7 separate regions of the Mus musculus genome follow, and all the other regions are linked to region 7. A link is a loop called in an ENCODE intact Hi-C map of the cell type or tissue named here. Cell type or tissue: heart. All regions are shown on one strand.

Region 1 (4,000 bases), 160 kb before region 7:
ACTTTATACAGTACACTAAGGTCAGTCTACTTATTTTCTATTTCACTGAAGTGATACTTGAGGCACAGAGTGAAATCACTTGCTCAAGGTTACACATCTGGTACAAAAGCTAATGCTTGAACCAAAGGCTTTCTTCAAACCATTCTATTCAATTAAAAAAATCAGATTATTTTAGGATATACCTGTTTTGGCAGCCTTTATTTCTGCTTTAATTTTCATGACCTCTTCAGCTGTTAGGTCTCCCTTTTTTAAAACCACTACTTGAGGCTGTTCATCTTCTTTGTCACTGTGATTGCCATCTTCATCTGGGAGCTGAGGCTGGATTTTCTACAGAAAATGTTTGATAATCTTTAACCAAACACTGCCATTGTGAGCAACTGTAATTTTTAAAGTGAAGTGGGCTGGGCAGTGGTTGTGTATACCTTTAATCCTAGCACTCAGGAGGCAGAGGCAGACCGATCTCTGTGAGTTTGAGGCCAGCCTGGTCTACACAGTGATTTCCAGGCCAGCCAAGACTACAAAGAGAAACCCTGTCTTGATAACAAAACAAACAAACAAGCAAAACTAGAACAAAAGCAAAATGGATAATGATCCTTGAAATGAATAGAAGATAAAATTTTAATTAAAAATAAACTCCAAAGAGTTTATTTTTACTATACCAGAAAACAGAAACTGGGAAACTTCTCCAGTGGGATTAATTTCTATCTAGACTATTGAAGGCAGTGCCACATCATCTTGCTTCCTCTTTTCTAATCAATATTTTTCATCCCTGTCTTGTCTGGATTTGATAAAACAACAACAACAAAAACCAACAAAACACCAACAACCTGACTTTACCATCCAAGCCACAAAAGTACAGAAAATAACAGGAAAATTATATTTTCCCCTACCTCTGCTCATTTGATATACTAACAGCTTCAGTTTTGTAGATATCTTTGTTTGTTTTTCAAGACAGGGTTTCCTCTGTTTAGCCTTCATTGCCCTGCAACTCCATTTGTAGATCAGGCTGGTCTGGAAGTCAGAGATCTGCCTGCTTCTTCATTCTGAGTTCTAGGATTCAAAGACATGTGCCACCACTGCCCAGCAGATACTATTAGCTGCTATTCAAGGACACACAAATAGTTATATAAAAGGTTTTGTACATAAACAATACTGTACATAATTGTTTAACTTTTGAAATTTATCAAACAGAAACCTAGTACTCACTGTACAAATGTAACAATTATATTTTGTCAGCTAAGTCAAAACATTTCTACTTTTTAACTAAGAAAGGTTTTGCATACTTTGAGATAAATACAGAATTATCTCATTTTTCAAGCAACTGTCTAATATTTAATTTTGGGCAGTCATCTTATGGGGAATACCCTGCATGACTTGGCCTTTGCCCACTACTATATTTTATCCCATGTAACTTTCACAGCTTCTAAGAGTCTAGACAACTAAGTTTGAGTACTCAACTGTCCATTATGTCTGTCTTTTTTTCTCAAACTGTGTCTAGGATGCTCCAGGCCATCTCTTACATAGCTAGCCCTCAAAACTAAAGAATCCCTAGATGCGCTTTTGAACACAACTGCATGTCCTCTTGTTTGACCTGTGCATAGCTTCTCGGCAGCAAGAACGCATTGTGTTTTCAATGTTACCTTCATTAGACAACCCCCTTTGAGAAGTACTGTTTCATTTCCCTATCTTGAGACACACAGCTTGGTAAACAGCAGGGGTTCTACTAGTCCTGGCTGATTCCTTCAAAGACTCCTGATTCGAGTCGTTTAATCAAGTGGCTTCGGTCTCCTTATCTGAAAAAGGGGACGACGCTGTCAATCACCTTGCTCAGGTAAAGTGAGATCCGCAAGTAAGAAAGGACAGAAAAGCTGTCTAGACTAGCTACTAGGGCTAGGTCGTTTTCAAGAATAGCACCCTGCAAGTAAGAATTCCTGGACCCGAGAGGCCAGACCTGGGGTCCGGCTGGTCGCGAGTGAGGGACCTGTCAGTTACGTCGGCACCGAGGAGCCGGAAGTGGGGTGGAGATAGAGGGTCTGACTCGGGGCGACTCCCGCGGCCTCACCTTGGTCTCTACGGTGGGCCCCTCCTTGTAGCCGACTCTCTCTTTGAAGCGGGACAGGAAGGCGGGCTCTGCGGGCCGCACATAGGACACTTGGTTCCGCTTGCTCATGGTAGTTCTGGTTCTGACCAACAATAAATAGCACTCGGCAGACTTGGCAGGGTACAAAGTGTCTGTCGCCCGCGCGGACTTCTGACGTAGACCGTGTTAGTGACGCCATCCGACCACGCCCAGGAGGCGTGGTCCGTTGGGGCGCCAAATTCAAATCTGCGGCCATCTTGAAGGGAGGATTCTGGTGGTCCTGGCGTAAGCGAATCTCGGACGGGGTCGCCATGGCCCCCGGCTGCAAATGTAAGTTGCGAGCCTGCCTGGTGAACTCATCGCCGCTGGCAGATGCCGGTGCTACGGGGCGTCACCTCTTAGGGCGCCCCGCGAGGGCGACGACGGCACACGCAGTGGGAACCCGAGTTCCTCACGGAGCGCGGGCGTCCCGCCTCGGCCACCCTACACCCGAGCGCTCTTCTCTGTGCATGGGACCCTGCTGTTTCCTTGCTGGCTTCTGGTGTCCTGAGGGCGGCCCTTGCGCTGCACTTGATGCTTGATTACCTATTTCTGCCTTTTTTGAAGGGAAGGGATTTGTGTTCCCTTCGGTGGCCTACCCTCAGAGGAGGGAACTTTAAAGCGAATTGCAACGGTCCCTTTACAACAGTTCCCATTCTTCATGCAAGACTTCATGAGTTCCTGAAACCAGAACTGTATCTTAGTACAGAACCCTATAGATAATGTGCTCTGTAAACTAAGTGTACTAAGATTAGCTAATACTAAAATACCTCAATTATAGTAATAGACAGTAATAGTTATTTGAAAGTAGTCTTTGCCTCAATTATAGTAATAGACAGTAATAGTTATTTGAAAGTAGTCTTTGACATAGTGTCTTATTATACCGGTCTTTTATCCTATGAGATTCTACGGTGTCTACTTGCTGAGAGAAATTCTGTAGACAGTATGACAGAGTTAGTATCCAAAAGTCACTTGAACACAAGCATTGTGATATAGCCACTTGATCTAATAACAAATGGCTGAGACTGTTAGGAGAGTAGTGTTTATAGTACCTGGCTAAAAAGAGTTGTGTAGCATGAGGCTTTATATTGAGACCTTGTTTAAAAAAAAAAAAAAAAAAAGGCTTAGAAATTGTTTCATTCTGAATTTTCTATTTAGTTGTTTTAGATTGTGATTGATGGCTGAGGAAAAAAACATAGAAAAAAGAAGTGCAGATTATGAGTAGACTAATATATATATTAATCTGTTTTCATCACAAAGAGATTGATTTAATCCCCCACTTCCAACGTATATGAGTGCCACCTCTTATATTGCCTATTATCTTTCTTAAATTATTTTTAATTATTGGTGTGTATGTGAGTGCACATGCATGTGTATATGTGTGCACAGCTGCGAGTGTAGTTTGTGTGTAGGTTGCTTGTGTGGGTGAAGATGGCCGTGGAGTGGTTGGATACTCTAGAGCTAGCATTATGAGTGGTTGTGAGCTTCTGAATATGGGTGCTGGCATGTGTGGTTTTTTTTTTTTTCCTTTGTTTTTCGGCTGATTATAAGATTTGAGAATAAAATGAGATACTTGAGAAAATTGTGAAATTATACATTTGAAATTTACAATAGTGTTCATGTTTGTAGCTCTTTGTCAATTGTTATTGTTTCCTGATGAATTGTTTTAGTAACCCTTTAAGTCTATTACACTGATATTTGAACAGCTCTGTGTGATCTTTTCCTCTATTTAAAGTAGCCTGTCTCCTCTACCTCTTCAGCAGTAAGAGAATTTAAGCGTACAAACTAGTACATGATAGAGCTTAAATTCTTTTTAAAATCTAGGCTCGTCTTAAGGTTTCTGTGAAGCCAGACAGGGCCTGGAGCTTCTGATCCTCAGGA
Region 2 (4,000 bases), 250 kb before region 7:
AGCCAAGTCAGCTAGTAACATGACTTTAATCCCATCACTTAGGAGACAGAGGAGGGCAGACTTTTGTTACTTGGAGGTAAAGCAAGTTCCAGCCAGGGCTATGTGAGACTCTATCTCAAAAACAAACAACAAAGTAAGGAGAGAGGAAATCTTCCTCACAAGGCCTCCCAATAAAAAAATGTAGAACACCAAGCTCACTGCTACAGACAAGATGCTAATCAGGAAGGGAATGTTGAGAAGAAACAGAATACTTGAATGCAGAATTCAAAATTCTTTCCCCCTCAAACAGTACAAATTACAAAATTAAACACATATTTTAAAGTGGTGAAATGTCACAAGTGCCAGTAACAAGAACACATCAACCTTATCTAAGCACAGGAAAACATCAGATATAAGAACATTCTAATATTTCAAGTAACAAAATACTTCAAAAAAGATTTTAGGGACTGGAGAGGTGGGCTGTTGATTTAAGAGCACTGACCACTGCTTCCCCAGGAGCCTAGCTGACCATAGTTCAATTCCCCGTGCCCACCTGCAAGCTTACAACAGTCCTGTAAGTCTAGTCTTAAGAGATCTGACAGTCTCTTCAGACTTCCATAGGCACCAGGTACACACATGGCATATAGGCACATACAGTGAAACATTTACATAACAAAATCATTTATTTGTTTTATTTTATTTTTGTCAAGGTCTTAAGTATGGCTATGCTTGGTAATGAACAGTACTACCCAGGAAAGTTAGGCAGGAACAGCCTATAGGATGGACCACTGAGTAAAGTTATCTAGTGTCAAGACTGTGTAGTTCAGTTGAACCTGAGTTCAATCGCAAGAGCCAACACAGCAGCAGGAAAGACACCCACAAGTTGTCTTCTAATCCCCACAGGTACACTGCCACACATATACATGCACTCAAACAAAAATAAGATGTAGGGCCAAGTGTGGCAGCACACACCTTTAACCCCAGCACTGAGGAAGTAGAAATAGGTGGATTTCTATGAGTTCTATGCCAGTCTGCCCACATGTTTGATGTATGAGTTCCAGGCTAATATAAGAGGGGGAGGTTAGGGAAGCCCAAACCAACAATTGCATTGTACCGGGGCAGAACCGGTGACAGAAGTTTCAAAGTTTCTATAACATAGGTTTCCAAAGCTTAGATAATTAGAACAATGGACTTTCTGAAGCTGTATTAAGAATGAAGCACTGCTGGGCTGGAGAGCCAGAAAATGAAGCTCACGAAATGAAGTCACCTAAAGCTAAATGGGTTCCCCCATCAGTTCACTTTCTTGCTTTATTTATTTATTTATTTAAATCATTTTACTCTCAAGCAACTCGGACATTACAAAATACTCCTTGAACACTAGAAGACACACACACACACACAAATATATAATATATATATAAATAAGGTTGGGACTGTGAGCACGTTTCAGCTTTCAAGTGCGTTATCAAAGCTGAATTTCAAACGTGCCCTCTCAGCTTAGAAAACATTTCTACCTTTATTACTTTTAAAATTTGAGAGAAGGGCTCATTAAATTGCCCAAGCTCCCGGTCTTTCTGCCTCCGCTTCCTCAGTAGCGGGGATTACAGGCCGGAGCTATCACACCAAGCTGTTCGAAGCTTTTTTTAAAATCTCAAACATTTTACATCACAACCGCAGGGCTTTTTTTTTTTTTTTAATTTTTATGTTTTTAAGGCAATAGCATAACCGACCCACACAGTCAAACATGGACCTACGTGTGGAGTTTGTCAAGAATACCGAGAGTCATAATGGCGGACACCGGACTGCTGGACAACACCGCTCCGATCGTCCCGCTCCCCGCAGAACCGCCCTGGGCCGTGACGCCGCCCGGGCCAGGTCACCGCAACTGTGCCCCGCCGCCCGCTCCTGCACCCGACCTCCCAGCCGCTCACCGACTCACGCCGGAGCACTCAGCATTCTTCCTAATGGCTGTTCGCTCCCAGGGCCCACTTCCTCCGCGGGCCTCTCTGCGAGAGCGGAAGTACGCTTCTGAGGTCTATCTAGGAAGCCCGGAGGAATGCCATCTCAGCTGCTCTCCGCCCAAATGCCTCCCTGGCGCCTTTGATGTCTAGGCACTGGCTTGGCAGTAAGGCTGAAGGTCTAACTTCCATGTCCTGTCCGCTGTGTCTGGAGATAATGTAAAACCCTAATCCTCCGTCAGAGGTTCACATTTGGACCCTACCTGGGACTTCCTAGAGGGTCATTCTGAGAATTATTTTACTCAAGAAAGTTCCTGTGGGTGGAGAATGAAACTTGGCATAGCCTTCACCCTCGGCAGAAGTGAGAGGCTGTAAGGAAGGCGTGTGACTGGAAAAAAATCCTTAGGGTCCCTCAGTAAGAAGAGCATTATCTAGATGAGTGGTATGGAAGGGACACTGTTGAGAAGCAGCCTCTTATCTCCCTGTGTATTGAGTAAAGGTTAAACGATCTGAGACTGGTGCAGGAACTACACCAGGGCACTAACAGGCCCAAATGGCAAACATGGCACTAGCAGGTCTTGCTCTCCCCCTTCACTCTTCCTACCTAAACTGTAAGACCATGACCTTCGGTCAGTGGTACTTACTTTGTGACATTCTCTAGTGAGACACCAAAATACAGATTGATGCAAAAGCAAGAGGTTTACTTTCCGGCACGAAGGATCGACCTTCAATTAGTCCCTCAAGTCAAGCGACTAGAAGGCGAACCCGAATGGCTATTACAAGCAGTTTTTATACATTCAGGTAATTCCTCCCGCTGTGTCTCTAGGGTAGGGATATCCCAGGAATCAAAGACAAGGTCCAACCACCAGGTATAAGGCAGGTGTTCCTCTGTAGTGGACCAAGCCACATCCCCAGTGGCTGGAAGTACTTGCCAAGTCACTTTGGTAGGGTTGGGTGGGGTGCTGAGGCTCAGCACGAGAAGAAAGATACACCACAGCCATCTCATGGTTTCTTTGGCCTTGCGGGTGATCTCCAACTTGGTAATTGTGTGGAATCTCTGAGGTACCTCCGTTAATCAGGGCACTAAGTTTAGTGTCACAGTTCCTGGTGGCTGATCGGGAAAGCTTGCAATCGAGCCATAAGATCTGTGTCAGCTTGAAAAGTCACTCTGGGGTTGGGGGAGCATTAAGAGCCAGGGTCAAGGGAGTGGAGGTCCCATACAGGATCTCAAAGGGAGTTAGATAGAAATGATAGGGAGTATTTCTGGCCCTAAACAATGCCATGGGAAGGAGCAACACCCCGTCTGTACCAGTCTCTACCAACAGTTTGGTTAAGGTCTCCTTCAGGGTCTGATTCATCCTTTCTACCTGCCCTGACCTTTGGGGACAGTATGCACAATGGAATTTCCGATCTGTGCCCAGTAATTTACCTACTCCCTGGCTTACCTGAGAAATGAAGGCTGGCCCATTATCTGAGCCAATGGTTTTAGGCATACCAAATCAAGGAAGTATCTCTTCTAGTATCTTCTTCATGACCATCTGTGCGGTTTCTCTCTTGGTGTGGTAGGCTTCTACCCATCCAGAAAAAGTATCTACAAAGACTAGGAAGTACTTATACCCATATTTTCCTAGTCTGACTTCAATAAAATCAACTTCCCAAAATACTCCAGGATGATTATCCCGTAGCCTTTTCCTGATGGTGCCTTAGTGGGTGGATGAAGACACAGAACTCTAAGCTCCTCCTGCACCATGCCTGTCTGGATGCTGCCATGCTCCTACCTTGATAGTAATGGACTAAACCTCTGAACCTATAAGCCAGCCCCAATTAAATGTTGTTTTTTTATAAGACTTGCCGTGGTCATGGTGTCTGTTCACAGCAGTAAAACCCTAACTAAGACAGAAATTGGTACCAGCATAGTGGGGTATTCCTGTGACAACCTGACCATGTTTTGGGGAGGACTGTGGAAGGACTTTGGAACTTTGGGCCAGAAGAAGATCCATTCGATGTTAAGAGCTCTGTGAGATGTTGTGTAGGAGCTTGAAAGATATTGTTGAGAACAGTGC
Region 3 (4,000 bases), 380 kb before region 7:
TCCTGGGTCAGAGAGACCCTGGGTTGGCACACTGGCTTCCCATTTATCATACCTAACTGTTAGGTGAGTTTCTAGCTGGGTAAACCATCACCACCTCTAGCATAACCTTTCATAAGGAAAATGAACCCCCTTAGTCTGGGGATAATTACCCACCCTGGGACAGACTTGATCAACTTCACCTGCACTGTTCTATGTCTTCTGTGAACTCCCCCTCTGGCTTTAAAGCCATCCAGAAGCCTCTTAGTTTGGGTTTCTTTTCTCAGGTGCTGATGGCCACCGGCCCATGAGGGAGGAAGGAGCAGAAGCCTCCAGCAGGGTTCCGTTGTCTGTGAGTATGAAGGAAGGACTTGAGAGACAGCTGCAGTGAGGCAGCTCAACTTTATTGTTCCAGAGGTAGGGTGTATAAGGGCTGGGGGCGGGGGGGGGGGGTACTGGAGGAAAGGGCTGGTTGGTTATCTCACAGCACCTAATTATCATACGGTGAGAAGCCAGACTGGGACTTGCGTGCTGAGTCATGCAGTCATGCACAAGGCCTTTCTTTACATAAGGTCAGGCATCTATGCTCAGAGACACTCTTCAAGTAAAGTCAGGTACAGAACAGGAAACCCCCGCTGAGAAAGGGAGTCCTCCACTTTGCACCGAGCTCGAGAGCTATATGAGTGTGATACCAGGAGTCCCCAACATCTTAGCACACAATCAATTCTTTCCATTTCTATCAATTTTCTCCTTAAGAACTCCAGCTCGACACTAATCTTGCCACACTTATCTTTGCGCAATACAGGCCTCTTCCTCTGTTTCGACTTTCTTTCTTCTCCTCTAGGTTGCACTTTTTCTTTACAGGCACTTGTTGCATGATGCTCTATAGCACGTAGGTCTGCCAAAGCCTCTTTTGGCATAGATCTTTATAAAGATCTTGCCCCCCACAAAAAGAGCTCAGCAAAGCTGCCTTGCAGTCCTTATTGAACCCATCTCTTCTTTAACTCCTCTATGAACATACTTCTATTTGGCCCAGTGAATTGGAATTCGAACACAGCTTTTCTAATTCCCAGTCCCCTCAGCCCCCGGCCCCTGGCCCTTGATCTTTATGAGAACCTCAGATGAGGATTAAAGTGTCTCTAATGTCTGCTGAGCCAGTCCATCACACTGTCTCAGGTTAGACAGCCCTTGCCTTAAGGAGGAATGGATGCTACATTACTCTGGTTTTCTGCCTCCACAGCAGTCAAACTGACCCCATCAGCTCCTGTGTCCCAGAACCTCACAAGCTACACAGTGGCAGGTTGTTTCATTTATTGTTTAAAAGACTTCTCCGGTTCCAGCAGGTCACGTGCTGAATGTTTCCTGGTCACCCCAGTTTCTTGTATAGGACCACTGTTAAGGTCCCCACTGTTAGGCTGAAACCCCCTGCTCACTGCTGCACAAGCTGGGAAACCTCATCTGCCCTCCTTGCCCCAACCCACCCTGCGCTGAAAAACTCCAAACAAAGGAACTCCCAGTTCTCTTCTTGGCAGCTGTTGAAACATCCTGCCCCTGCTGCCAGCCACCCAAGCCCTGCCTAAGTGCTCAGCTCTTGACCATATGTGGGCACAAATCCAGCTTGTGGCTGATGCCATCACCCCTCACCTAAGGTCTATAAAACCTCTGCCCTAGCCAGGCTGTGTGACTTCCACAGCTCAGTTCTTCCAGACTGATGAACTCGCTCCTAATAAACCTACCATTATCTGCTTTTAGCCTGGTCTTATCTAGCCTGTATCTGAGTCACCCCGGGAGAAAAAAAGCCCATTATCTTGGTGACAAAACCAGGAGGATTTAAGCCCTAGCCCAGTAGTCTGGGCCCCTGTTGTGTGGTGCCCACTCCTCTCCCTCTCTCTCCCTCCATCAGATTTTCAACTTAGGGTAAGTCACCTTTTCCAGCCTAAGAGGTATTGGGTGCCTCTTTCAGATCCAGAACCCCTGGGATTACCTGCCAAGCAGCAGCCGATCCAGAGCAAATTCATCCATTCTGGAACAAAGACAGTCTTTATTCTGGGTAGCCTTGGGATTTTGGAAATGTTCATTCCAAGGCTACCCCACCTCCCACTGTTTGACCACAAGCTGTTCTGAGGGACACCTCTTTGGTTTCCAGAACAAGCTCAGAGATGGACAACGCTGAGTCTAAATCCGATCCTCAGTCACCTCCTGGATTGCTTGCTACTAAATGTATCCAAATTTGTCTCAAACCTTTGTCCAAAATGCCAGATGTGTTCTGGCAAATGTTCTGTGGCCTGGCTTCAGTAGCTAATCTAAATGGCCACCAGAGGGCACTCTTGACTTTAACATCCTCCATGATCTTAATATTTTTCTGCCTGTTTGTGGGCCGACGGTTTGAACTCTCTTCTGTCCAGGACTTTTGGGGCCTGAGCTCTTGACCCTCTCTCTGTAACCAACCTTCTATGGCTCAGGTCCTAATAGTAAGGATGGTCACACTCACATCCCCCTTACCTCCAAGGACTCAAACTCCAAATCAGAGTCCCCTCCTCTAATGGAACCCCACCTACTCCTCCCCTTTCTTCACCACAGCATACTCACCTGTTGTTCCAATTGCAATGGCTGCTCCAAACCAAGTTGCTAATTTAACCACCCCTGAGGCATGTACAGATCTCAGTGACCATTTTTCCCTTAGGTCCATGTAGGGCTACTACTACAACAATCCCCAAAGCCTCACCTACCCTCCACTGCCATGGATCCCAAAACTTGTTCAGCTGCAACACGCCAACAGTCCCACCTCCTCGCTGACATGGCTCCAAAATGCCCCCTCATTTCCGTCCAAAATAAGCAACAATGCAATTTATGGCCTTGTGACAGCAGCTCCCTCAGCCAAGGTCCTTTGCCATTTTCCCCACTTGTTAACCCTTTCTTGTCCTGACTTAGCCTTCAGCTTAAACCTAATCATACAACACTTATTATAAACTATAGTGGGTTGGCCTAATGCTGCTTGTATTCTAATGCTAATTTGGGGCCCTCAAGATGGGTGCCCCAGAGATGAGAGTCTGCACCTAAGCCACTGAGTGACCCTGACCCCATTTAATTGTGATTGGTAAATAAAGATGCCAACAGCCAATAGCTGGGCAGAAGAGACATAGGTAAGGTTTAAGTTTTTCGGGCTTAGAGTGAGAGGATCACAAGGAGGAGGGAAGGGGCAGAAGGAGCCACATGGAATGAAGGAAGAATGAGCAGGAGGGAGAGGAGAGCTGTCATGGGCTAAGAGCCAAGAGAACATGGCCCAGAGGGCTGCTCTATTGGAGTCAAGTGCAACCCAGGTGAACTACAGTAAGGGATCAATAGGAAGGTAGACTCTAGTAGCCTGGAGGGTAGGCAGTGGCCCAGCTATGGTGCTGCTTAAGGCTATTTAAAAATATAAAAGCTTTGTGTCTTTCATCTGCTAACATAAATGATCTAAGGCAGGGTAAAAGCCTCAGGCCAGGATTTTTAATATTTTTTACTACAATAAAGTATTAAAATAATCAAAACATACAACTTAATTATCAATTACCTCATAATCATATTCACAATATGCCATATATGCTTATAGTTATGATTAATTACCAACATAAGTTTTATTTGGCCTCCTGTGTCTATGTTTTATATACATGAAATTTGGTTCTCTCTATATATGTTGTAAGGATTCATGAATCAATGGAGAATGATACCCCAGACTCAAAGAGTATGCAAAAGCAGAAAGATATATTCTACAGTAATCCAGCATGCAGGGGACTACCATTCATCAAAATGGTAACTAGGAGGTAAGCTCACAGGTTCAATTTAAAGCTGAATAGGGGAGTTCCAGGGAGCGGTAGGTGACCTCTATCATGACTGGTTGGCTTGGTCTCTAGGGCTATGGGTGTCTTTGGGATTGGGATTTGAGGAAGTCTGGGAACTTTCCAGAATCATTGCTGGGAAGACCTGGAAACACTCTGTTTTTACCTCAGGCCAGATGGCAAGACAGTTCCTGATTGACTGCCTG
Region 4 (4,000 bases), 250 kb after region 7:
AAAAAAAAAAAAAAAAAAAAAAAAAGTGACATCATGAAATTTGCAAGCAAATGGATGGATCTAGAAAAAAAAAAAAAAACCCCAAGTGATGTAACCCAGAATCTGAAAGATAAATATGGTATGTATTTACTTATAAGGGGATTTTAGGATTTTAGCCATTAAGTAAATGATAATCAAGCTACAATCTAGAAACAGAGAGGTTATGTAAAGAGGAGGGGTCTTGGGAGACATAGGAACCGACCTGGGAAGGTAGATTAGATTTTATGGGAGGATTGGGGGGGTGGGTGAGGATGGGAGGGGGTTGTGTGGGGGGAAAGAGTATGGGGAGAGTCAGCTGAAATTGAAGGAGGGCACTTCTGGGGGTGGGGGATGGGAAGCCAGTGCAGTGGAAACCTAGTGTGAACTGTATCAGGGCAATGGTGGCACAGAATTGGTTTCCAGGTGAGGTTTGATGCTGGTCTAGAACAACCTGGTGTTTTGAGCTTTAAATGATCAGGAGACTGTTTTTGTTGTCGTCGTTGAAGTCTTGGAAATGGACAAAAGCTTCCTATGTTTCCTGGGTGGCACACAGAATGAAGTTTTATTCTGTAGGAGTGTACACCCCTGCTGGTCTCCTTATGGACTGCATTGACCCATGTAAGGACAGAAACTAAGATGGAGATTATACATACAGTGACGGGATGGATTGTCTGTGAAGCTACAATTGATTTTAGCCCTGTAGGAAGAGATGGCACTCAGACATTGTTTCCCCCCTCCCCCCCCACCCCCCCGCTATTACTGGATAGCAACCATTTTGCACTATTTGCAAATCTCAGTACACTTCTCACATGTGGCCTTAAAAAGATTCTTCCTTTAAAAGATAGAGTGTAATTACACCATTGTTCCTTTGCAATTCCTTGATTTATTACAAGGCAAGAAGCTCTTGCTCCATGCAGTGCGTGCTGGGCGATGGGGCACATTAACCCCATAAGGAAGGAGGTCAGACAGCTTGTTTTCCTGTCAGTACATTTTGTTCCCCGCTCTACTCCGGGCTAGGTAATTCTCCTCCTGGGGCTAGAAGATCACCTGATATGATGGATGAAAAGTGCTTCAATCCTCACCAGGCCCATAATGGATCAAAAAGTCAGACAAGCCAGCCCAGTAGCAGCTTCTGTGACGCTGAGATTCAAACCCTGGCCTTGAACCACCCCAGAGCTCTTTTAACCACCTGTCACTTCATCCTTTAGCATCTCCCTCGTTTCTGTTCTAATTGTAAGACCGGGACAATCCGGTAAGCAGAATTTGTACCGATAGCAGGCGTAGAGGGCGAGGCCTGGGCGGGGTCAGCCCTGGGCGAGCAGCTTGGGGGCGGAGTCAGCGCTGTCTCTCCCGCATCTCGCCTTTCCCTCTTGGCTCCGCCTCTCCTGTCTGTGTCCGCGGCCTCCCCTTTCGATAAAGTTGTTGTTTTGCCAACATGGCGGCGCCCAGAGTGACTGGCTGGGTCTTGCTCGTGTAATGCTTGGGGAACGAGGCAGAAGGTAGCAGCTGGCCAGACAGAGCCTGAGCGCAGAAAGCCCCGCCTGGGGCTCAGGAAGACGAGAGACAAGCCCCGCTTAGCCCCCGGAGCTGAAGGTGCGGACAGGCTCGGGAGTCCCGGGACCTTGGAGTTTGACAAAATGGGAAAAGCTCCGAGATTCTAGTCTATAGGCTCTTTCAGCCATGGACCCTGTTGACAGCTCCGGACTCTTGCTCGGAGAACGCACATCTTCACATGGCTTTGTATTCGAATTCTCCTCTACTACTCACCTCCCCCCGGGTGCCTGGATCTTCTCTTCGGGGTTGGGGGTTTGGACCCAGAAAAGGACCATCAGTACTACATCTTTGGGGGACCCACAGTATTAATTAGGACCCGCAGGTCTTCACAAGTCGCCTGGATCTTAACAGGCTCACAGCTTACAGAGAAGGTGGAGTTCCAGATACGAAATAACTTGCCTGAGATCCTGCAGGAAATTAGAAGTAGCGTGTGTGTGTGTGTGTGTGTTTAACATTAGTATTTTACAAGACATGTCTGCTGACATTTGTGTTTTTAGAAGACATGTTTGTTGGGGTGAGGTGTGTGTTAACTTACTCGTTTTGTTTGTATCCACACCAACCTCTGCTAAAATGGCTGCTTTTGATGCCAGGAAGAGGCAATGCCTATTAAGACTTCAGTAGACAGGTACTTGAAATGGCCCAGAGCTGTGCCTAGTAAGTAAAAAAAGAACAGAAGATGGTTGAAATCTAAAAGTTCTGTAAATTCATAGGCATGAGCACAGACAATTTGTTCTTAGTCTCTTCCCCTAGTGGAGAGTCTGAGGGTGATCTTGGACCTATGCCTAAGGGTTTGGGGTTTATTTTTATTTTTTATTTTGCATTGCTCAGGATGGAACCAATGGCCTCAAACAGTGTCAGGGAATTACTCTACCACTAAGCTATATCTCCAGCCCCCACATTTACAGTATTTACTTGTTTTATTTTGTTTTTGGTGCTGGGTATTGAACTGATGTGCTGAGCATCTGTTTTATATATCTAGTCTTTGGATTTTCTTAACAAATCTGCTTTTGTTTTAAGACTTGTTTTTAATTGTGTGTGTGTGTGAGTGTGGGTGCCCATATAGGCCAGAGGCATCAGATCTTCCTGAAGCTGGAATCATAGGCATTGTGAGTCACCCACTGTGAGTGCTGGGGACCAAACGGGGATCCTGTACAAGAGCGGTGTGCTCTCTTAACTGCTGTGCCATCTTTCCTGCCTCTTCTTTATTTGTTTGTTTAAAGACAGAGTCTCGCTGTATAGCCCAGGCTTCCCTACAGCTCATGGTAGCCCAGGTTGTACTGGAACTCTTGACAGTCCTCCTACCTCAGCCTCTCAAGCTACTGGCATTCCAGGTGTGAGACATCACAGTTTCTTAACTCCTCTGGCATACATACATTGCCAAATTGCTTCAGAGGTGTTCTTAATTTGCATCTACCAATAGTGTATACACATAATTGTTTTCATTAAAACTATAAGCAAGATATTTAATTGTATTTATTTCTTTGATTAGTTGTAAAGTTGATTTTTTTTTCATGTTTCTTAGCTTTTGTCCTCTGTCTTATCCCTCACTTGGGGCACCAATCCCCCTTTTCTGGTGCTGTGGATTGAATCCAGAGTTTTAGACTTGCAAAGCAAGTGTTCTACCACTGCGATATACTTCCATGCTTATATCTTTGCCTATTTTAAACATGTTTTTGGGGTTCTTTCCTCATATGTGAACTCTTTATGGAGTTGTATAACCTTTTGTCATTGTAGTTTGGAACAAATACTTTTCTTCAGCAAATTGTTTACTCTTTAGCAATTTGTTCAAACTTTTTCTTTCTTTTCTTTAAGACAGGATCTCACTGTGTACCTGTGTAACTCAGGCTGGCCTTGGACTTAAGATCCTCTTGTCACAGCCTCCTTAGTGCTGTGATTACCAACATGTTTCACCCCACCAACTTACACATTTTTGGTATATAGATATTTCATGGTTTTGGAGTAAGACCGATTAATTGTGGTACTTTAAAAAATTCCTATTAACTAAGTTTGATGGTTTGTGGTGCCTGTAAGCCTAACATTTGGAAGGCAGAAGCAGGGATATCAGGAGTTCAAGGTCATCTTTGTCTGCAATGCTAGTTCAAAGACAGCCTGAGCTAGATGAAACCCTGTCTCAAATTCCCACATCCCTTCAAAACAGTGGGATTTATGCCAGTTTATGGCTTGCGTTGGAGCCCTAATTTAAATTTTTCTCAAATACATTGAGCAATCAATCATTTTCAGAGTTGTGGTGGTGCACATGTAATCCCATGAGGAGGCTGAGGCAAAAGAACAAAATTAGAGGCTAGCCTGGGCTATATAGTGATATTCTGTTATTTTTGTTTTCATTTGGATGTACATATGTGTATACATAAGTACACACATTGGAGCCCAAAGGTCAATGTTTGACGTTTAAAAATTATATTTATTT
Region 5 (4,000 bases), 92 kb before region 7:
CAGGGTCTCATGTAATCCAGGTTTGCTTTTAAACTCCCTTAAGTTCCTGATCCCCCTGCCTCTGCCTCCAAAGTCCTAGGATTTTAGTTACACACCGTCACACCCAGGCCAATCAGGTTCTGACATGGATACACAAATAATACCCTAAATCAACCCCCTAACTTTCCTTGGTTTAAATCACTAATTTTGGAAGTCATATAGCTAGACAATACACTGTTGCCCACTTTTTCTCTACAGAGCATGCATAAGATGTGTGAATTAGTTGTCTTACTTACTTACCTTACTCTGCCAGAACATGAAGGTCATTTCTGTTAATTACCTTTATAATCCGTGGGATAAAGTCTTTGACAGATGCAGCTTAGATTTGTTTTAGCTTCTCCTATCAGTTGTTGCCACACACTATCTCCATTATTAAGTGGAATAGTACAGTGAGTACCCTTGAGTCTCAACTTCCTTATCTGCAAATTGGAGTGGTTTATACCACATAGGACTAATTGGGATAATCTATTCTTTTTATTTAAAATTTAATTTTATGTATTAATGTGTATCTGTGTTCAGGTGTATATATATGTACATGAGGATAGGTGCCTTTGGAGGCCAGAAAATAGTGGAACCCCTGGAGGTATGAGGTTGGGAGGCACTTGTGGGAAGGTTGCAAGCTGCCTAACTGCTAAGCAATCTCTCCAAACCCCAGTAATCCATCCTTTTATTTCATCCACAAAACCACCCGCATGAGAAGCAAGGTAGCATGTAAGAATGTCCATGAAAAAGCTCTTTAACAGGGAATAAAGTGTTTCTTCCAAGCCCCATACATTAAATATTATTTGTATTTTATATATCAACAAAACAAGTTTTGCTGTGTAGCCCTGGCTATGTAGAGCTATTTAGAGCAGGCTGTTCTCGGACTCACAGAGATCCACTTGCCTCTGCTTCCTCATGTGTACCAACCACCACACTTAGCTCACGTTATACACTTCTACAGCTCTCCTTTAAGGAAATGTATCCCTAACATATATCCATACACACTGCCATTGACTGAATTCAGGATTTTTCATGTATTATGGAAGCACTGAGCTATAACCCCAACTCTCCTTTATTACAAAAACAAAAACTTTTTGAGAGTCTCAAAAAGTCCTTGGCTTGCTTAGTACCTCTCTGTTGGTCAGGCTGGCCTCAAACTCAGTAATTCTACCTCAGCTTCAGAAGTGCTAGGATTACGGGTGTGTGCCACCATGCCTGGCTGCCAGCCCTCTCAAGTGAGACAATGTCTCCCTAAGTTGCTCAGGATGACCATTAACTGCCTCAGCATCCTAAGCATCTGGAATTACCGACAGTAGATGACATTTTACGGTTTGTTTGGGTTTTTTTTTTTTTTGGTTGTTTTTTCAATTTTTTTGTCGTTCTCAATTACTTTACACGAACTTAGAAGTGACTGTGCTTCTGATGGTCCAGGCAGAACAAACGTTTTCCCAAACAACGTTCTGTCTCAAGCGGCCGGTCTCCAGATCCATCATCTCCTGCGTCCACGAGGGAGCAGAGGTGCTTTGAAGGTGCAGCTTGGCTTCAGGATTAGCATGTTAGGTGCGCATCCATGTAAAGTGGCAGACCTCCCCGTCTTCTCAGAAGCAGGTTCCCCTTGACTGCAGGGCTCTTTCAGAAACAAGGTTACTTCCGCCGCAGGTTCTCCTCGGAGATAAACTCCCCTCCTCCCCAAGTTCACGTCAGCAGATTCCTCTCTCACAGTAGGTACCTCTCGGTAGCACGCTTCCTTCAGTGGCGCACGGTCCTCGCTACCGGATTCCCATCCCCCAGGTTCGCCGGAGCCGCAGGCTCTCCTTAGTCGCGGGTTTGCACACGCTGCAGGGTATGGGCTCCAGATTCCTTTCATTTGTAGGCTCGGCTCGGCTCGGCTCCGGACTCCACTGCAGCAGATTCGCCTCACTCGCCTGGCTCCGCCCTAGCCGGGCTCACGGCGGGTGGCGGCGTGCGTGGCAGTCGGCCGTGGCGGGCGCAGCGGGCCTCATGGCGGCCGGTCCGCAGTCCTCGGGTGCCGCCGTGTCTGCGGCCGCTTACCCTGACTCACCCGTGGAGTTACCCGCTCGCCTACAGAAAGGCGCGATGCGGCGCCGCTTCTGGGGCGTGTTCAACTGTCTGTGCGCCGGGGCGTTCGGGGCTCTGGCCGCCGCCGCCGCCAAGCTGGCCTTCGGGAGCCAGGTGCAGCCCGGGGCGCCACGCGGGGGCGGGGCGGGGGGAGGGCGGGGCGGGGGGAGGGCGGGGCGGGGGGAGGGCGGGGCGGGGGAGGGCGGGGCGGGGCGGGGAGGAGGGCGGCTTAACCTGGGTTCCCGCCTGCGCCCATGTTGGACCACCTGGTTTTAGGCACTGCCTCCTGGGGGAGGACCTCGAAGCCCACCTCTCAGTTTAAGTCCCCTTGCCATAGCTTTTTTAGCACGTGACACCTAAGGTGAGATAACCGGTTGCCCATCTCTTCCTGTCCTTGGCAAGAGTTCGGACTGAGCGCCTGCGGAGCTTCTGCATCAGAGAATTCGATCCTGACCTGAACAGGGGACTGCTTGATATAGATTTCTGGCGACTTACAGTCCTTTTGTAAAGTCATATCTTTCCAGAAGGCTACTCAGCTACAAGAAATTTGAGGTCTTCGTGGAAGATAACCCTGCCCCCTGTCTGCAGGCAAATTCCTCTGCCTATCAGTCAGGGTCCGCATATGCTTTGTATGAGACGTGTAAACATCTCCCAGTCTTTCAAGGTTATGCCCATGGTGGTTGTAGCTCAGTGACACTTTCTCCTGCAGGTCAATATTGGCTTATGTGTCTTAGGCATCGTTGCCATGGCAAGCGCCAATTCTCTGATGTGGACCTTCTTTAGCCGGGGCCTCAGTTTCTCTATGTCTTCAGCCATTGCATCTGTCACAGTGACTTTCTCGAACATACTTTGCTCGGTGAGTAGCCTGGTGACCTTGTTCTTAGGGTTCTTGGTGAGTTAGTTGTCCTTGGGAAACCCCTGATTTTCCAGGCTCTAGAAAGGACAGGGAGTAAAACAAAAGTTGGGCTGTCTCCAGGCAAGGAACAGTTAAACATGGAAAACTTAGGAGTGAAACCTATGTCACTCTGGGATAACACCAGCTATCTCAATCAAGAACTCTAACATTAGCTATGGGGTCTAGGGGGTCTGGTCAAGGGAACCCAGTCTTGAATTGGAAGACAGCTTAACTTGGGTTTATGATTACTGGGTACTAGCTATGTCCGTACTGGCCCTACCTGCTAGCCTGCTGAGCCTCAGTGCTCAGCTGGGGTGGTAACCTCTTACGTCCACAGAGGAGACAGAAATACGTGGATTGATCATGAAGGTGGTTGCTGGATGCAAAGCACCAGACTTTGGCCTCTAGCCCCTCAGGAAGAAATCAGCCAAGGAATGGTGGAGCCTACCAGGGTAGGCCAGGTCCCTTACAGCTGTCTCTTCCACAGGCCATCTTAGGCTACCTGCTGTATGGAGAGTGCCAGGAGATCTTATGGTGGGGAGGGGTGTTCCTCATCCTCTGTGGGCTCACCCTGATCCACAGGAAGTTTCCACCCACCTGGAAGGAGAGCAAGGAGCAGTGAGGCCAGTCGGTGGATAGACCAGACCCACTGTAAAGAGAACCATGATACCCAGCCAAGGGTTGACAAGTTGGGCTGCTTCCAGGGCGGCCTGGGAGTGCAGCCCTTAAGTGTCAGCCACATGGAGATGGTGGACCAGCCACTGGCCTCTGACCTCCTCACAGCCTGGAAAGTTAAAGCATTAGCTCCTGTAAGGGGAAGCTAACCACCACAGTATGAGGCCCAAGTCCTTCAGTGTTGGTATAGTGCCTTGATTCTTGTGCACCAGGGAATATTGGAAGACTCTGTGATCATGGGTTACACAGCAACATGGCAGGTACCTGAAAAAAACAAAAAACATGTGATTAGAATCCTGCCCTTCATGTACCCCAGCACTGGCAGTTGGC
Region 6 (4,000 bases), 330 kb after region 7:
CTATTGTTGGTCAGCTGTGCACTTTATGCCAGGCTCTCAGCTTGGAAAAGCTTAAAGTGCCAGAGAAAAGGCACTTTTAATGCGAGTATATTAATTTTTAAGTTAGATTACTCAGCCCAGTAAATTCCATCTATAATACAAATTGAAAACACAGCTAAAGGAAGATGTGAACACCCTAACTATGGAACGGTAGGGACAGTAGGGGTGCCTTATGTGTACTGAAGAGAGGCAGGACGGTGTTGGGGAGAGCTAAGAAGTGTAGACTCATACCACACATAGTCAATAAATCTCCTAAAGTGCAAATCAGTAATGAATATAAACATTTTTAAATAGTTGAAGTAAGAGTGGAAGCCAAGAGTGCTGGTACATGTGTATAGTCCCAGCATTCTAGAGGCAAGAACTGGAAAATCAAGAGATCAAGGCCAGCCTGGGCTATACAAGACCCCATGTCAAAGAGAGGAGTGGGGGAGGGGGAGAGAGAAGAAGAGGAAGGATGGAGAGGAATAGAATTAAAAGTGAGTAGGTAACCAGGTGTGATAATGTCTTTACTCCCCTCACCCAGGAGACAGAAGCAGGTGGATATCTGTGAGTTCAAGGTCCGTCTGCTTAAATATTGAGTTCCAAGCATCTGGGTGCTACACAGTGAGGCCCTGACTTTAAAAGAACAAAAGTGGCTAAGGTTCAGGCCTGGGGTGCAGGGAGAACTGAGGCTAAGACCACTGGTTTGATAAACTTTCAAGTGCTGTTTGACTTTTCTGTCTGTTTCTTGGACAAGATAGAAACCGAAAAGAGAGCAGTAGGAACCAGGAACACAGACTGCTTTCAGACCTTAGCAGGTTGCTCTTGAGCATGGTAGAAATACCCTGGAGCTGTGTTATCCACATATGAAGGGCTTCCATTCTGGGCACTGGAGACTGAGGCAGGAGGCAGGAGGCTCAAAGGATCTTTGTCAAAAATAAGCAAAGGAAGCACTCTCCTATTCTGGATTTAGCACAGTAGCGTATTTCTGGTTAGACAGATGCTCAAGCCATGTTCTGAGCAGCAGAGTTGTGGTTCCATAATTTGTGTTCATTTCAGAAATTAGTGAGAGCCTGAGTAAACAGAAAGATGCAAGGAGACTGGGAACCTGAGAGCAGCTCCACGTGAGCCATAGAGGAGTGTGAGGGAGGGTTCCCTTCTCAGGCTGCGTCCCAGCTGTCCTGAGCCCTACATAGCCCTTCTGTGAACAGCACAGCTTCACACATCACCTGCCATGCTGCCCCCGGATCCAGCATTGTCTTGAATCTTCCAGAGCGGTGGCCTAGGTAGAACATAAATTGAATAGTTAACATCATTTATCCCGAATTTGTTTGTGAGCTAAATACCACCCTCAACTTTGGCTTTACTGTTGCCCAGAGCAGCAGTTGAATTCATTTATTTACTTACTTTTTTTTTTTTTTTTTTTCAATTTGAGACAGGGCCTCACTGTGTAGTCATGATTGTCCTGGAACTTGCTATGTAGACCAGGCTGGCACTAAACTCACAGAGATCAGCCTGTCTCCGCTTTCCAGGTTTGGGGATTAAAGGTCTATGCTATAATGCCAAGCAGCAGTTGGATTTCTTTAAGAAACTATTTTTTTTCATAAAGAAAAAGGAAAGGTAGTTGGAAATTTATTTGCTCATTTAGTTGGTTAATTTGGGAGACTTGTTCTGCCTTTTTTTTTTTTGAGAGTGCTAGCACAGTTGTAACTGCAAAGAGGCCTATGCTAAGAGCTACACTGCTTGGCTAGGCTTCCTGGCCTACCACCAGCAGTTTCCGTTTGTGTTTCAGAACCGGCTGGTCAAGAGCAGGCTACAGGAAAATACTTTGTGGCATTGGGGAGAAAAGTCTGAAATTTTAAAGCCAGGGAGCACAGATCCTCCAAAGCGAGTTCCTCAGTTAACTTCTGAATGGAGGTTGCCTTGGGAACAGGGAGGCCTACTCCCCAGCCACAGTGGCTCTTTCTCAAGGCAGCAGCCAACAGATAGATGACCTGGCGAGTCCTTCCCCTCTGTACATTAGGGGACAGGAGTAGGAGGAAGTCTGATCTTTGATATCCATGTTGGTCACAAGCATCCAGAAAATGAGGGAGTTACTGGGATGTCTTATAACAGGCCCTAGATAAGTTTCACTCCTTCAGTAAGCCATATTTGTACTCTTGCTGGCTATTTCAAAGCACTTTAAAAATAAGATTGATTTCTGTTTTAAAATGAACATTTAATAGCATGCTAGTTTCTATTATAAATGCTACTATTGCCCTCTATTGGTGAAAATTTTAAAAATCTCAATAGTCATACTAAAAATTAAAACTAGCCATTCAAATAAACATCCTACAGAGATGCTTTGTTGCTGGTATTTTTTTCTCTTGCTCTTGTTTTATTTAAAAAAATTTTTTTTTGTCGTTTTTCTTTTTCTTTTTTAGAGACAGAGTTTTTCAGTGTAGCCCTGGCTGTCCTGGGTCTTGCTCTGTAAGCCAGTTTGGTCTTGAACTCAGAGATCTGCCTGCTCTGCCTCTCAAGTGCTGGGATTAAAGGTGTGGGCCACTACTGCCTGGCTCAAAAATTACCTTTTTTTTACATTTGTTTAGTGTGTGTGTGTGTGCACACACGCGCGTGTGTGCACATGTGCCGTGAGCCATGCAGAGGTCAGAGGATGGCTTGTGGTCCAGTCAATGCTTCTCCTTTTCTCACTTATTATGTACATTTTTCTTTTGTTTAAAAAAAAAGTCATATTTTCTGGCACTAGTATTTTCAAGGGATGAGCACACATAGCTTTAATTTATATAGTTGTGGCAAAGAAGACATTAAAATGCCTGCTTATCTCTCTCGCAGTCCTTTTGGCTCGGCACTGGCAGACTTCTGGATGCCCGTGGATCTGTACATCGGAGGAAAGGAACATGCTGTCATGCACTTGTTCTATGCACGATTCCTCAGTCATTTTTGCCACGACCAAAAGATGGTGAAGCACAGGTGAGCATTCGTTGTACTTTACAAAACAGTTCTGTTCACAAGCAGTAACTGGAAACAGGTATCCGTTGGGAATCAAGATAATTTGTGTATACAAAATAAAATCTGTTTTTCATATATGCTTTAGAGGCCATTGTAGGTCTTTACAATTTGAGGTCCATTTACACAAACCTCTTAATCATTTGGTGTGAAATCCGGCTTTCAGTGCATCTGTCTGTTAAGTAATTTGAGGTTTTTACTTGTAAAGGAAAGAGGAGCACTGTGATGTTATATGATTCCTGAAGCATCTCACATGCTTGTCACTCTGGGTAAACTGTACCTCTAAGCTTGGCAGAACCGTCTCTAGTACATCACTCTAACACTTGTGTATCAGAGCAGAAGATGGCATTGCAAATCCATTGAAAGTTTTTCTCCTGCTGGCTTATAATGTGTTCCTCATAACATTCAAAAGATGTAAGAAAGGGTGGTATACTTTTGTAATCCTAGCACTCAATCGGCCAACACAGAAGGACGGTTGCAAACTTGAGGCAGGTCTTGGCTGCATAGTGAGCTTTAGGCCATATGGAGAGACTATCTCAGGGCCCCAGCATTTATAGACCCTCTGAAAGATCCCAGCTCTTGGGAGGCAGAGGCAGGTAGATTTCTGAGTTTGAGACCAGCCTGGTCTACAGAGTGAGTTCCCGTACAGCCAGGGCTACACAGAGAAACCCTGTCTCGAAAAACCAACCAACCAAACAAACAAACAAACAAACAAACAATCCCCAGAATTCCAAATGTCACAGAGTCATAAAAACTATCTGCAAGCCGGGCGTGGTGGCGCATGCCTTTAATCCCAGCACTCGGGAGGCAGAGGCAGGCGGATTTCTGAGTTTGAGGCCAGCCTGGGCTATAAAGTGAGTACCAGGACAGCCAGGGATCTAAACAGAGAAACCCTGTCTCGAAAAAACAAAATAACAACAACAAAAAACCAACAACAACAACAACAAAAACTATCTGCAGCTAACACAAATCACAT
Region 7 (4,000 bases):
CACACAGTGTCATAGAAAGTTAATAGAGCCTGGGTTTTATAAAAGACACAACAACAAAACAGCATGAAACAAACAAAAACCCCAAGAGAAATGAAAAAGCAAACTGGTATAACACAATATAATGTGCCATCCTTGGGTATTTCATTTTTCTGGTTCTAATATGTTCTTTGAATAGCTTCAATAAATAAGAACTATGAGTTATGAGGTTTAAGGACATCTAATGCATTCAATGAATATGATGAAAATGCTCTAGCATCACATAGGAAAAATAACTAGTGATGACAGCAGTGTTCCAGCAGAGAATATAAACTCCACTGTTTATGTTTCTTGAAGTCTTCTGAACCTAATACCAGATATTACTCATAAAATCAGTCACCAAATAGATAACACTGACCCTTCTTCAGAAAGAACCTGTTGTCTGCTGTCGGGGGTAGGATATGCCCGTGTGGTGCTGGGGAGGGAACCTAGGGCCTTTGCACATGCTACTGTTCTGCCACTAACACACTTTTAAAGATATGCCCAAAGACTTTTTCCCAGGAAAATGGCTCATAGTAGTTAAACTCAAGTCAAACTTTCTTCCAGTATCTTTTCTGACTTTTCAATCTTCACCCTACCCCACCCCCACCCCACTATATATTCAAATGGTCTCTCTTTCCAGTCATCTCTAGCACGAGATACCCTACTAGCAGGAGTCCCTTGCTATTTCACCAGTTCCTCACACAGAATCTAGTTGTTCAACCAGAGATGGTGTCTAGGTGCTATATCAAGTGTGGCATCTGTTCCTCCAAAAAAGGAAGAAAGCCGTCTGGCTCCACCTTTTCCAGTTACCCTAGAGGGCAAAGTCCAACCCTACAGGAAGCCGTCTCAGGAGCACCTGTAGTAAGTATTATGTATGGACGCAGGAAATTCATATCCAGTCTATCAAGAAGAGGCTATCATTTGAGGGCTCAGCAGCTAACAGTTCAGTACCTAGGAATATAGCCAGGCACTTCCTGTTACTGTTGAAATCTCAGCGTAGTCAGTAATCCACTATGACAACTCTAATCACCATGCTCTGTGGCTATGCTCACAAGAGCCTTCCCTTCTACCCTGGAGGACTCTGGTTAGTGTTCTGTTTACTTACTTAGTTAGCACAAGAGAAAAAAAGCCTTTTTTCGACGAGTGGGGGCAGTGTCTTTGAGACAGGATCTCACTATGTGGCTCAGGCTGTCCTTGAACTCACAGTGTAGAACAGGCTGACCTCGAATTCAGAGATCCGCCTAGCTCTGTCTCCCAAACGCTGGGATTAAAGGCAAAGGGTGGCCAGCACCTTTTATTTCTTGATGATTAAGCTGAAGGGTTACTTTTGTTTAAAATAGAACACCAGGTAAGTCTCTACCAAGTCTCCCCTCATTTTCTCAGAGAGACCCTTTAAAACTTAGTTCATATCCCCTCTCTTCCTTAAAGGGCCCCTCACTATGACCCCAGCTTCACCTTGCAGGCATCCTTTCTGGATAACCTAGGTCCCATATCCTCCCAGGGTCGGTTTTCTTTCATGAAGTTATCCATCTTCCCCGGAGATCCCTTCCATCCAGGCATCCCGAAGTGCAAGACACTCTCCCTACTCTCTTTGGGACAATACTCCAGCAACCGCACGGGGCAAGGGTAACTTGCAAAGCTCTGGGCCATTATCTGATGATGGGCAGTAGGGGAGGAAAGGATGAGGGAAGACAGGACAGAGATCGATCCCTGGAATGGAAGGAGGGGTGAGAAAATTGAGAAGCTGGCGCCCCATTCCTGGTGCAGACCCTTCCCGACCAGTGACCTAATGAGGGATCCATGGTCTCTTTCCTTCAGCCATCCTAGGGACCAACTAGGAGGGGGTTGAGGAGATGGTCCCTCATGGGCAGCACGACTTCCGCCTTCCTGAAGTGTCTCACGTGCGCGCGCTCGGCTACTTCGACTCCGGCCCGAGCGCTCGGGTTGCGCGCTTCCCATCCAGTCCCGGCTGGGGCCCCGCGCCTCCCTCCTTCTGGGGCTTCCCCACTGCACTGACCGTCAATCTGGAGGCAGCTAGCAGTCCCGCGCCGCCTGCTGCTGCCCCGGGGCCCAGCCGCCAGCGTCCGCGATGGCACGGGCACCCGGCGCCACGGCTTGCCGGACTCGGCCTCACACGGGGCGGTGCGAAGGAGAAGCCCATGGAGCTCCAGGCGGTGGCGGCAGCCGCGGCTGCGGGAGCGGCCACCGCGCGGGCTGATGACGCGCAGGCGCGGTGGGGAGAGGCGCGAGCTGATGACACGCCAGCGCGCGCGGTGAGCTGAGCAGCATGGCGTCGGTGGCGCTAAGCGAGGCCGAGAAGGTCTACATCGTTCATGGAGTGCAGGTAGCGGTGGCGGCCGCGAGTGCAGGCCATATTGCGCAGGGAGGAGGTGCGGGGCGGCCACGTGGTCAGGACGGACGCCCGAGGCTTAGTGCTGCAGCGAGTGTGCGTCCTGTATGCCTAGATGTCCACAGCTCTCGGGATGGAGGAGATTCCTAGCTCATCAGGGAGCGGCGGGCGGGCAGTTCCCGAGGCTGCAGTTTAATGAAGGAATGTCCTTGTGGCCTCTGCACGACCTGAGAGTGCAGTGCCCGAGATCCTGTAATCAGAATAGCGGCACGTGAATGGACTCTGGTGACTTTGCACACAGAGGCCGTGTATCCGAGGGGGAAAAGGACTTTAAAATTCTGACAGCAAACACCACACGCCACACACCCCCTAAAAACAGGAAAGAAGGAAATGCATCGGTAATAGAGTGCGTGCTTAGCATGCTCCAGACCTTGGTGGCTGGCACCTGTAATCCCAGCAGCTGGGAAGTGGAGACAAGAGAATCAGGAGTTTAAGGCCAGACTGAGCTATAAAGACCCAATCTTAAGAGAAATCACGCTGACATATACACACACATGTCTTACAAATAGAGAAAAATAGGGAGTGTTTTTCTTTCTGGCGGTGCTGGAGGTTGAACCTCTTGGCCTTGTGCATGCTAGGCAGGCATTCTATCATGGAACCGCATTCTCAACCCTTTTGTTTTTTTGCTTTTTTTTTTTGAGGAGGAGAGCTTTATATCCAAGGCTGGTGTGTAACTCCTATCAGTCCTGCCTTGGCAGAAGGCATGCCTTTTCACCACCCGCTGAGAAGAATTTTTCAAAGCAGACTGGTAGTCTATGGTGTAATTGTTGATTTACCTGTTTTACTTGTGGGGCGCTTAGATCTTTGGGTAGCTACAATGACTACCGCGATCTGGGCTCAGTCCTGCTTTTGAACGTTCAAGAGAAGTGAAGAATGTTTCCTGGCAACCATAATCTAGTATTCTACAAGCCTTGTCCCTACAGTTGATCTTGTGATGTAGTCATCATAGTAAGGTGACCTGTTACCATTTAAACTACATAATGCAAGTGAAAGCATGTTCTTTTCTAAATCATATGACATACTGTTATTTTCTACTTCATATAGAGTAAGGAATGCCAAAATTCAGTCATTAGGTTTCATATTAAACTTGAGTAATAAAAATCCAAACCCACAACTCATTAGCTTTTTAGTTCAAGATCAGGTTTAGTAATAGTGGGGTATATGCACAGTGGGTTGTATGGGAATGTTAAAGTAGTCAATCCTAGGGGTGGGGCTTCCCTTTTAGTTTTTAATTTTTTTTTTTTTGCCAGAAGTGTGACTCTGTCATTCCATATCCCTAGTCTTCATGGTGACATATTAAGTGCTGATGAGTTTTTAATTTTTTTTTTTTTTTGCCAGAAGTGTGACTCTGTCATTCCATATCCCTAGTCTTCATGGTGACACATTAAGTGCTGATGAGTTTTTAATTTTTTTTTGTTTTTTTTGCCAGAAGTGTGACTCTGTCATTCCATATCCCTAGTCTTCATGGTGACACATTAAGTGCTGATGAGATTTAAATTCTACAGGTTCAGGAAATCTTAAATGACCTGAAGAAAAAGTGGGTTCATTGCAAAAATTGGAAATCTTCCATCC

What was found. Peaks named below come from ENCODE experiments on the same cell type or tissue, not always from the same donor. Only the 100,000 strongest peaks of a DNase experiment are listed, where the experiment ranks them.
Region 1: it touches region 7 in a loop (3-fold over the local background); 6 of 42 quality-filtered maps call a loop at or near these places.
Region 2: it touches region 7 in a loop (2.7-fold over the local background); 4 of 42 quality-filtered maps call a loop at or near these places.
Region 3: a loop joins it to region 7, with 5 times the contacts of the local background. A loop is called at or near these places in 4 of 42 quality-filtered maps.
Region 4: a loop joins it to region 7, with 2.9 times the contacts of the local background. A loop is called at or near these places in 2 of 42 quality-filtered maps.
Region 5: it touches region 7 in a loop (2.7-fold over the local background); 10 of 42 quality-filtered maps call a loop at or near these places.
Region 6: it touches region 7 in a loop (4-fold over the local background); 2 of 42 quality-filtered maps call a loop at or near these places.

The regions. Positions count from the first base shown.
Region 1 is chr9:122,948,743-122,952,742 of GRCm38, forward strand. 1110059G10Rik (RIKEN cDNA 1110059G10 gene) reads right to left here and starts at 2,258. Exons shown (of 3, transcript NM_025419.4): 1 at 2,063-2,258; 2 at 183-327. The coding sequence starts at 2,170. Kif15 (kinesin family member 15) reads left to right here and starts at 2,339. Exons shown (of 35, transcript NM_010620.1): 1 at 2,339-2,410. The coding sequence starts at 2,392. In heart, a CTCF peak has its summit at 2,435; a DNase peak (open chromatin) is centred at 2,269; H3K4me3 peaks cover 2,794 bases; H3K27ac peaks cover 1,676 bases.
Region 2 is chr9:122,864,004-122,868,003 of GRCm38, forward strand. Zfp445 (zinc finger protein 445) reads right to left here and starts at 2,003. Exons shown (of 7, transcript NM_001359935.1): 1 at 1,911-2,003. In heart, no CTCF peak of the experiment used is centred here; a DNase peak (open chromatin) is centred at 1,998; H3K4me3 peaks cover 2,278 bases; H3K27ac peaks cover 1,627 bases.
Region 3 is chr9:122,734,639-122,738,638 of GRCm38, forward strand. No RefSeq gene overlaps it. Among named protein-coding and RNA genes, the nearest start is that of Gm51699, 2.4 kb to the right of the region's middle. In heart, a CTCF peak has its summit at 2,289 (motif pointing right); no DNase peak of the experiment used is centred here.
Region 4 is chr9:123,365,497-123,369,496 of GRCm38, forward strand. Lars2 (leucyl-tRNA synthetase, mitochondrial) reads left to right here and starts at 1,431. Exons shown (of 21, transcript NM_153168.3): 1 at 1,431-1,611. In heart, a CTCF peak has its summit at 2,301; a DNase peak (open chromatin) is centred at 1,405; H3K4me3 peaks cover 1,809 bases; H3K27ac peaks cover 1,179 bases.
Region 5 is chr9:123,019,357-123,023,356 of GRCm38, forward strand. Tmem42 (transmembrane protein 42) reads left to right here and starts at 1,970. Exons shown (of 3, transcript NM_025339.4): 1 at 1,970-2,214; 2 at 2,810-2,956; 3 at 3,483-4,000. The coding sequence starts at 2,023. The coding sequence ends at 3,617. In heart, no CTCF peak of the experiment used is centred here; a DNase peak (open chromatin) is centred at 1,955; H3K4me3 peaks cover 2,156 bases; H3K27ac peaks cover 1,593 bases.
Region 6 is chr9:123,438,614-123,442,613 of GRCm38, forward strand. It overlaps Lars2 (leucyl-tRNA synthetase, mitochondrial), which reads left to right. Exons shown (of 21, transcript NM_153168.3): 14 at 2,851-2,988. Among named protein-coding and RNA genes, the nearest start is that of Gm40586, 24 kb to the right of the region's middle. In heart, a CTCF peak has its summit at 2,297 (motif pointing left); a DNase peak (open chromatin) is centred at 1,848.
Region 7 is chr9:123,110,961-123,114,960 of GRCm38, forward strand. It overlaps Zdhhc3 (zinc finger, DHHC domain containing 3), which reads right to left and starts at 2,234. Exons shown (of 7, transcript NM_001372538.1): 1 at 2,036-2,234. It overlaps Exosc7 (exosome component 7), which reads left to right and starts at 2,271. Exons shown (of 8, transcript NM_001081188.1): 1 at 2,271-2,362. The coding sequence starts at 2,306. In heart, CTCF peaks have their summits at 2,151 and 2,354; a DNase peak (open chromatin) is centred at 2,151; H3K4me3 peaks cover 2,718 bases; H3K27ac peaks cover 1,910 bases.